Regions from separate parts of the Mus musculus genome. Here region 1 is linked to region 2. A link is a contact called in ENCODE POLR2A ChIA-PET data. All regions are on one chromosome and are shown on one strand. Each heading gives the region's core, a stretch centred on a gene start or an enhancer-like site at or near the end of the contact. The rest is flanking DNA. Distances are from core to core; before and after follow the strand shown.

Region 1 (4,023 bases), core at 52-2,551, 160 kb before region 2:
CCCCCATCCTCATCACCTATCACAAGTCCAGCCCCCCTCCCCCCCCACTCCCCCCCCCCCTTGAGGCTGACAGATGTTCTTCATAGACAGATTCCTTTTCCAGCATCTTCAAAGAGTCTGCTCAATCAGCAGGGGGCCTGGAGATCCCTGGGATACCAACTCCACACCGGGACCTAGAACCCAAAACAAAGCGCAGCCCCCACCCACAACCCAACCCAGAGATCACAACTCCCCAGTCAGAACATTACCAGCTCCACCAGCATCTGCATCACCTCCTTGTTCACAAGGTTCTTGGAGTAGTCCACCAGAATATGCCCATGGTTGGTGTTGAGGTTCAAGCTGCAGAAAGATGGAGACGCTGCTGGTCACACCCCAGCGGCAGTGCCTGGCCACAAAGGCTGACCTGTAGCAGTGTTAAGTAGTGTAGGAAGCCACGCCACAGAAAGAAGATGTAGACAGATCCTGGGCAGAACTTCCCCCTTCAAGCTCCACATCTCAAACTTACAAGGAAACACCCAGGGAGAGGTATCAGGGACGTCCAGTGAGGAACCACAGGTGGTCATCCCAGGTCCCTCGCCTCCTGGCATCAGTGACAAGGCACGAAGATGCATCACATGTACGATTTCTTCCACCCTCCCTTCTATTTCGCAGTCGCTCACAAGTCTCTCTGGCCTCTGCATCCTGCCTCCGCCGCTCTATTTTTACACCGTGGCTCCCAGGAAATCTCAGCCTTACCCACCCTGTCTGACCAAAGCCCACTAGGAGCAGGTGGGAGGGGACAGCTCTCTCGTGCCTGTCGAGCCAGCAGCGGCTGCTCCTCCTCATGGGTGGTTAGAAATCCCTACTCAAATGGCTGAGACTGAGAGGCGGGGGCGAAGGGATCCCCAAGGAGGAGCCGATTCCTCCTAATGACTAAGCAGCCTCGGCCCTCTGGCTAGCACGCGGGTCCCAAAACCCACTCCAAGGAGGCATCAAGGACAAAGTGCGGCCCCGGCCTGGGCCCTGCAGGGCTGCTGGGGGGGGGGGGGTCACGGGAGCCCCGACCCCGTGCGTGCACCTGAAGTTGTTGAAGCGCTCCGGATCCGCCTCAAAAAGTTCGCGCAGCTTGAGGTTGGCAGAGTTCGCGCGGTGCCACTCCAGGAGCTTCTGGAACTGCGGGTTCCGGGTGAGCGCAGCCATGGCGAGGGACCCGAGAGGTACACGGAGCAGGACGTGCTCGGAAGAGGAAGGAAAGAGGAGCGGCGGCGCGCGGCAAGTCGGTACCAGTGCGCGCAGCGGGCTTTATGGCGCAGGCGTCCGACCCCGCCCCGCCTCCGGCCCCGCCCCACCTCTGTCCTCCGCGTCCGCTAGGCGACCTTGCCGGCAGCTGTAGATCTGGGGGCCTCTGCTGGCCTCTCTGTAACACAAGTGTGGCCACTTGCGATGAACCTTGGCTGGCTTCTGTTCGGAAGTGACTTGAAGGGCAGAGGCGGAGTTTCTCGTGCCAGATCCGCTTGCTTCTTTCATTCATTCATGTATTCAATTCAGCAGAACTTTTTTTTTTTAAAGAATTTATTTACTATATGTAAGTACACTCTAGCTGTCTTCAGACACTCCAGAAGAAGGAGTCGGATCTCCTTACGGATGTGTTTGCTGGGATTTGAACTCAGGACCTTCGGAAGAGTAGTTGAGTGCTCTTACCGGCTGAGCCCAATTTAGCAGAACTTTATGGAATGCCTTCCTGGTTAGAGGTACTAAAGCAAGTGTTGTGGGTACGTAAGCCAAATAAGTAAATAGAATTTATGGGATTTCAGAGCTGGCAAGTGCTCCTGAGAAGAGGCAAACTGGATGAAGCCCCAGAGATGAAACTGTGGTTAAGAACACATAGTTCCCTTGCAGAGGACCTGAATTGGGTTCCCAGTACTCATAACTGCCTGTAACTCCCGCTGCAACCAATGGGAATACCAATGGCACTTGCATCCTTATGCTCATACCCACCCCACACATAATTAATGCTAAAATTATATACCCACCCCACACACATAATAAAAATTGTATGTCCACTCCCACACATAATTAATAAAATATCCACCACACAATAAAAATGAAATTATATGTATATATATTTAAAGGCAGGTTGGAAATAAGCATTTCCTTTAACTAAATGGTTAAGAAAAAAAAATTCACTCTTTATTATATTTGAGTAAAAGCATGAAGGGGAAGAAATGAGCCAGTTGGCTACCTGGAAGGAAAGTGTTCAGTCAAAGGGAAAAGACACTGCAAAGTCTGAGACAAGAGCACCCATAGATGTCCCACAAACAGCACCCATAGATGTCCCACAAACAGAAGACACATGTGGCTGGAGTGGAGCAGATTAGGGGAAGAAGTCATAGAGGTGACATTAGAGAAGGGAATTCACCCAGTGGCTTACAAATCATTGTGAGAATTTTGATTTCTGTTTAGAGATGAGGAGCCACTGAACAAGTCCACATGGAGCAGGGACTTTATCTGACACACTGCCTAATGGATCAGTTAGCTCAGTGAGCTAAAGCAGGTCCTGAGGGAGGGAGCTTCAGTCAAGCAGGAGGAGACGGACATAGAGGATGGAATGAGTGAGGGATCCATAATCGCCTAGAGAGAAAGGGCAAGATATGCACTTTAGGATCCAACTTCCTAGAAAAACTGGATTCTTATCCACAAGTCCGAGGGACAAGGGAGACTTCAAATGAGGACGAGTAGGTGAGGTGAAGTGTTTGCGGGGGACTGCGGGAAATATGTGTAAGTCTTGATACTTGCTAAGCTTCCCAAACAGTGCTGGACATCTAGCACTGGGGTGGCAGGCACTGGGGTGGCACTATAATCCCAGCATGAAGGGAGGAAAGGCAGGAAGATCGAGAGTTCAAGGCCAGGGTCAGCAACATAGGAATCTGAAGCCATCACGTCTAAAAAAAACCCAAAACACAGGAACTGAGAATTTTGTAAAGCATTTGCCTCAGAAGCATGCGAGGATACGGACACGTTTACTCTCCAGAGCCCATGGAAAAACCTGCACATGGTGGCCTTTTGCAATCTCAGTGCTAGAGAGGCAGAAACGGGAGGGTCCTAGGGTTCAATGGCCAGCCTGGCCTCAGGGGTGAGCTCCAGATCTCACCAACAGACCCTGACTCAAAAAAGAAGCTGAAATTTTTATAAAGTATGTTTTTAAAAGAGGGGCTGGCGAACCTTAAAAAAAAAAGCAAGGCAGCTGTAGCGCACACCACTAATCCAAGCACTCTGGAGGCAGAGGCAGGCAGATCTCTCTGAGTTCAGGGACAACCTGGTCTGCAAGAATGAGAATGAGTTTCAGGACAGCCAGGACTGTATAGAGAGGCCTTATTCAAAAAAAAAAAAAAAAAAGGTGGGGGGAGGGAGAAGTGGGGCTGACAAAATAGCCCATGGGTCAAAGGTATTTGGGGCCAAGGCTGAAAACCTAAACCTAATCCCTGAAATCCACATATAGAAGGAAAAAATGAACTGCCACAAACTGTTCTTTGAGCACAGGCACTCTGGGGCACACTCCCTTCAAACAGGTCTAACTAAATATAAAACGGGGCCGTATTCCTAGGAACAATGTTCAAGGTTTTCCTCTGGCCTCCATGTAAATTGCAGACAGACAGACACACACACACACACAAATTCACTCCCACCTTGAACCTCAACTAGCAGGAATGCCAGTCTTATTGTCCCTGTCCCAAGAGTCCTCAGACTGGCCCAGCAGTGTCTACAGACTGAAAAATTTACAAAATACATTAAGAGGGGCTGGCAAACCTAAAAAAGCAGGGCAGTGGTAGTGCATACCCCTAATCCAAGCACTGGAGACTCATTTGAGCAGGCTCTCATGTGCTTTCTGGACCAAGTTCAATTAATACAGATAGTGCTTTATCTGTGGCTATGATGCCCTTTTGGTAGGGGATACTTTTGAAGGCAGCCAGAGAGGCTTTCCTTCCACCCTCTCTTCCTGTTCCCATGAATTATCAGAGATCAATGTACTCAGGACAGACTGAC
Region 2 (3,430 bases), core at 510-3,009:
AACCGGGTTTTATGCATTTAAGCATCGACTGAGATGACCTAGCTGTATTGCTTTAGCAGCCCTGATTTTGCATATCGGGGACTACAGGGGAGTGTCACAGCACCAAGCCTCATACTGCTCTTTAAAAAGCAGACTCCTTGACTTTTCAGTGTTTGATTCAAGGATTTTTTTTTTTAAGTAAATTGCCAAAAGTTATGTAAGTATCACAATGCAACTGTGGAAAACATCACCCTACTCTTTTATAGTGTCCCTTTTTTAAGCTTTGTTTTTGTGGTTCTGGGGAGGGAACCCAGATCTCCCACTTGCTAGAGAAGAGCTGTCAATCAAGCCACACCCCTACCCCCTATTAGGTATAATTCAAGAAACTGAAACTGTTAAAAGAAGCATCTATAAAAAATGCTTTTAGATTTAGAATCTTGCTATCCCTAGGACCTTTTTTCCTAGCATACTTAGTTCTTAACAATTCTACTAGGTGTGGTAGGAAAATAGACCTCCCTGGTATCAGAAACTGTTATAAGACTTCCCCTAGGATCAGAAACTCAAGTTTATTTTCTTTGTGCCTTCCTGTCACTAGCACGCGTGAACGGAAACAAAACCCACAAATTGACTGTATCGACTGTACAGACTATGGGGTTGGGGTAAGTAGGGGGGGATCCCCTTCCACACAACTTCCTCTCCCCAAGTACAGCGGAGTCGGTCAGCGCCCCGATAGTACTCGCTCTGAAGTGTGTACAAGAGTCCCGGATCATCAAAACTTAAACTTTCCTTTCTACCAGGGTTCCAGAAAATTGGCCCATGGGGACAGCAAGCAAGCATTTTAACGCGCACCCTTCGGTTGCATAAGAATTCCGGCATAACAGGTAACAATCACAGAGGAGACAAACGGGATGCGATCGACTGGACGGTACGAAACGGCCTTTCGAGATCACAAGTCTGCGGCGCAAACCCAAAGTTTGGAGCACACTCCTTAGGAGTTCACTCGACAACCGTCGCCACCGACCCAGACGAAGAACGCTGAGAAAATGGGTGCCCGAGGAATCAACACATCCGCATTCATCTCGAGGTAGGCGTCAAGATTCTTCGACTCCTCCGGCTTTGTTCGGCGCTTCCGAAGAAGGAACGACCGAATTTCGGTCTTGGAAGCCGCGAACCTGGGTGTGTTCTCCGGCTGGTTCCCGGGACTTTAGCATCGCCCCGCCCCGGGCGCCGCGCACTCGTTCCCCGGATGGAAGGCGCGGAGCTTCGGGGGAAAGGAAGCAGCCCGGGGAGCCCGGGGAGGCCGCAGCCCGGCCCTTGTCGCTTGGGGGCCGGGAGGGAGCGAGGCCCGTGAGGACCGCAGAGGGAGAAGAGCGCGAGGGCGGCGGGGCGCTCTACCCGCGCCCCCCAAAACCCCGAGGCCCGCCCCGCCGTACCTTTGGCGAGGGCTACCGTGGAGTTCTCGGTGTCGATGGTGTAGAGGATGCCCTCGTAGCGGATCTCCGCCTTGGAGATGAGGCTGATCTTGCTGCCGATGTAAGGGGTGCCCCCGCTCATGGCGCCGCCGCCGTCGCCCGCCGCTCGCACTCAGTCAGATCCCGCGCTGCGCCCGCCGCTCCGCCCGCCCGCCCGCTCGCTCGCTCCCTCCGTCGGCGCCTCACAGCAGCCGCCTCAGAACCAACATGGCGGCCGCGCCGGCTCCGCTTACCCTCCCCCAGCCTCCCGCCCTCAAACCGCGGCGCGGCGGCGGCGGCGGCGGCAGCAGCGGCGGCGGCGCAGGGCATGCCGGGAGGGCGAGGCGGCGTGCTTTCTCGCGAGACTCGCCGAGCTCACGGACGGTCCCGGGCTCTTTCCGCGGCGGCCCAGAGCGCTTGGCTTGCGCTCCCGACGTGGAAGGTTTTCACGGCACCTAGATGTCGCGGGAAGACTAGACGAGGGCCCATCCCGCCTGGTGATGCTGACTGCGGCCTCTGCCATTTCTAGGCGGGCTGCACTTTGGTACGAGCCCAGAGTCTTTGTAAGCGGTCGCCTCCCAGCTCCGGAGCCGCTCTCCGCGGGCCACGGAACTCTCACTGTAAACGCCAGAGCAGCCATCTTCGCCTGAGGAGTCTCACACTCCAAGGGCTGCCGCTCCGGGAGGCTCTGGGACTCTGTCCCCCAAACTGAGTCCAACCCTTTTTATGCGGCTTGATCCGTGTCCTAGCTTTCAAGATGTTCCCGGTCACTAACTATGCAAGAAACACCAGTCCAAGTGTTTCTCTGCCGCTTTGATCACTTAATGTCAGCTCCACTTTCTTAATAACGATCATCTCTCCGATCGGATACCAAATTGGCATCTTAAAACTTTGCATCCAGAGATGTAACTCTTCGGTTTTACTCCAAACTCGTCCCTCTAGCTTGTTCTCGGAGGTAACTATGAACCGGGAACGTTTGCTTAGTAGCTAAGACCCCAGTCCTGGATTGTCTTACACCTCCACACCTGTCCTAACTATAAATCTTGTCTGTTCAGGCTGGACCGTCTCCATCCGTACAGCTCTATATAACGCCTCAGTTACCCTGGCCAGAGTTGTTGGCAGTAGCTCCCGAAGAATTCTATTTCTCTTACCCCTACTAGGTTTTTCTTAACACAGCAGTCAGGGGGAATCATGTTCAAGTAGCAAGAGATTTTGGACTTTTGTTCAACTCAAGATAACATCCGTCTACTCAGTGCGCTCCACAGGTTACATTTTACACAAGGTGAAAACCAGACTTCCTAGTTTGGCTTATGAGGGCATGGATGATTTAATTTGTTGTTACACAGCTCCATACTGTTCCAAGCATCCCTTCTTCTCACAGCTTCCACAGTTCATTATACTCTGCTCAAAGCTGCCCTAAGAGGTGATGTATTTACAAAACTACAGTAGATCTCGCTTTACACCCCTCTTCTTGCCTTGCTCCCTCCCTACCCCCCATCGCATTTGTCTATTTAGTCATAAGTGTTTGTCTCCCTTCTTGGCTAGAATGCAAATATTTTGAGGAAGGGTTTCTGGTTTTAGACACTGTTTGCATCATCCTTGGGGCCAAGTGTAGCAACCGGCCCAGGACAGCTGCTCGGTAGACATTTGCTGCAAGAGTGAACAACTGGGATAAGAGCCGAACACAGGCAGCAAGTAGGATGTCTGGTGCGCTGAGCCAATGCATGGTGATTATCTGCGTGTTCCGGGAAAGCAGGAGAGAAGATTGATGAGCTGAGCTGTGACTGGTGCCCAGTGGCTTCAAGGGGGTCCCTGCTTCAGCATACAGTCATTATTTGGTGTGCAAATCTGCGTTTGGAGTCTTCCCTTTGTAGGTCTCAGACCAATGTTGCCTTCTCTTCCATAGTGAACACATTCTTTCCCTTGTCAGTTTCTATAAACTGATGATACCTAACTCTCAAATTTACATCTCTCACATCTCCTGGCTTCACACATACCAA

What was found. ChIA-PET counts read pairs that join two places held with the same protein, here RNA polymerase II (POLR2A).
Region 1: POLR2A ChIA-PET joins it to region 2 with 40 read pairs in Patski. The contact joins the promoter of Gpi1 here to the promoter of Lsm14a in region 2. POLR2A ChIA-PET finds 5 or more read pairs at or near these places in 4 of 5 experiments (Patski and embryonic stem cell).

What each region holds. Positions count from the first base shown.
Region 1 is chr7:34,229,035-34,233,057 of GRCm38, forward strand. Gpi1 (glucose-6-phosphate isomerase 1) reads right to left here and starts at 1,302. Exons shown (of 18, transcript NM_008155.4): 1 at 1,058-1,302; 2 at 249-339. The coding sequence starts at 1,179. Gm12762 (a long non-coding RNA gene) reads right to left here. Exons shown (of 2, transcript XR_881947.3): 2 at 2,148-3,746.
Region 2 is chr7:34,387,946-34,391,375 of GRCm38, forward strand. It overlaps Lsm14a (LSM14A mRNA processing body assembly factor), which reads right to left and starts at 1,760. Exons shown (of 11, transcript NM_025948.3): 1 at 1,413-1,760. The coding sequence starts at 1,533. Gm12764 (predicted gene 12764) reads left to right here and starts at 668. Exons shown (of 2, transcript NR_169160.1): 1 at 668-1,063.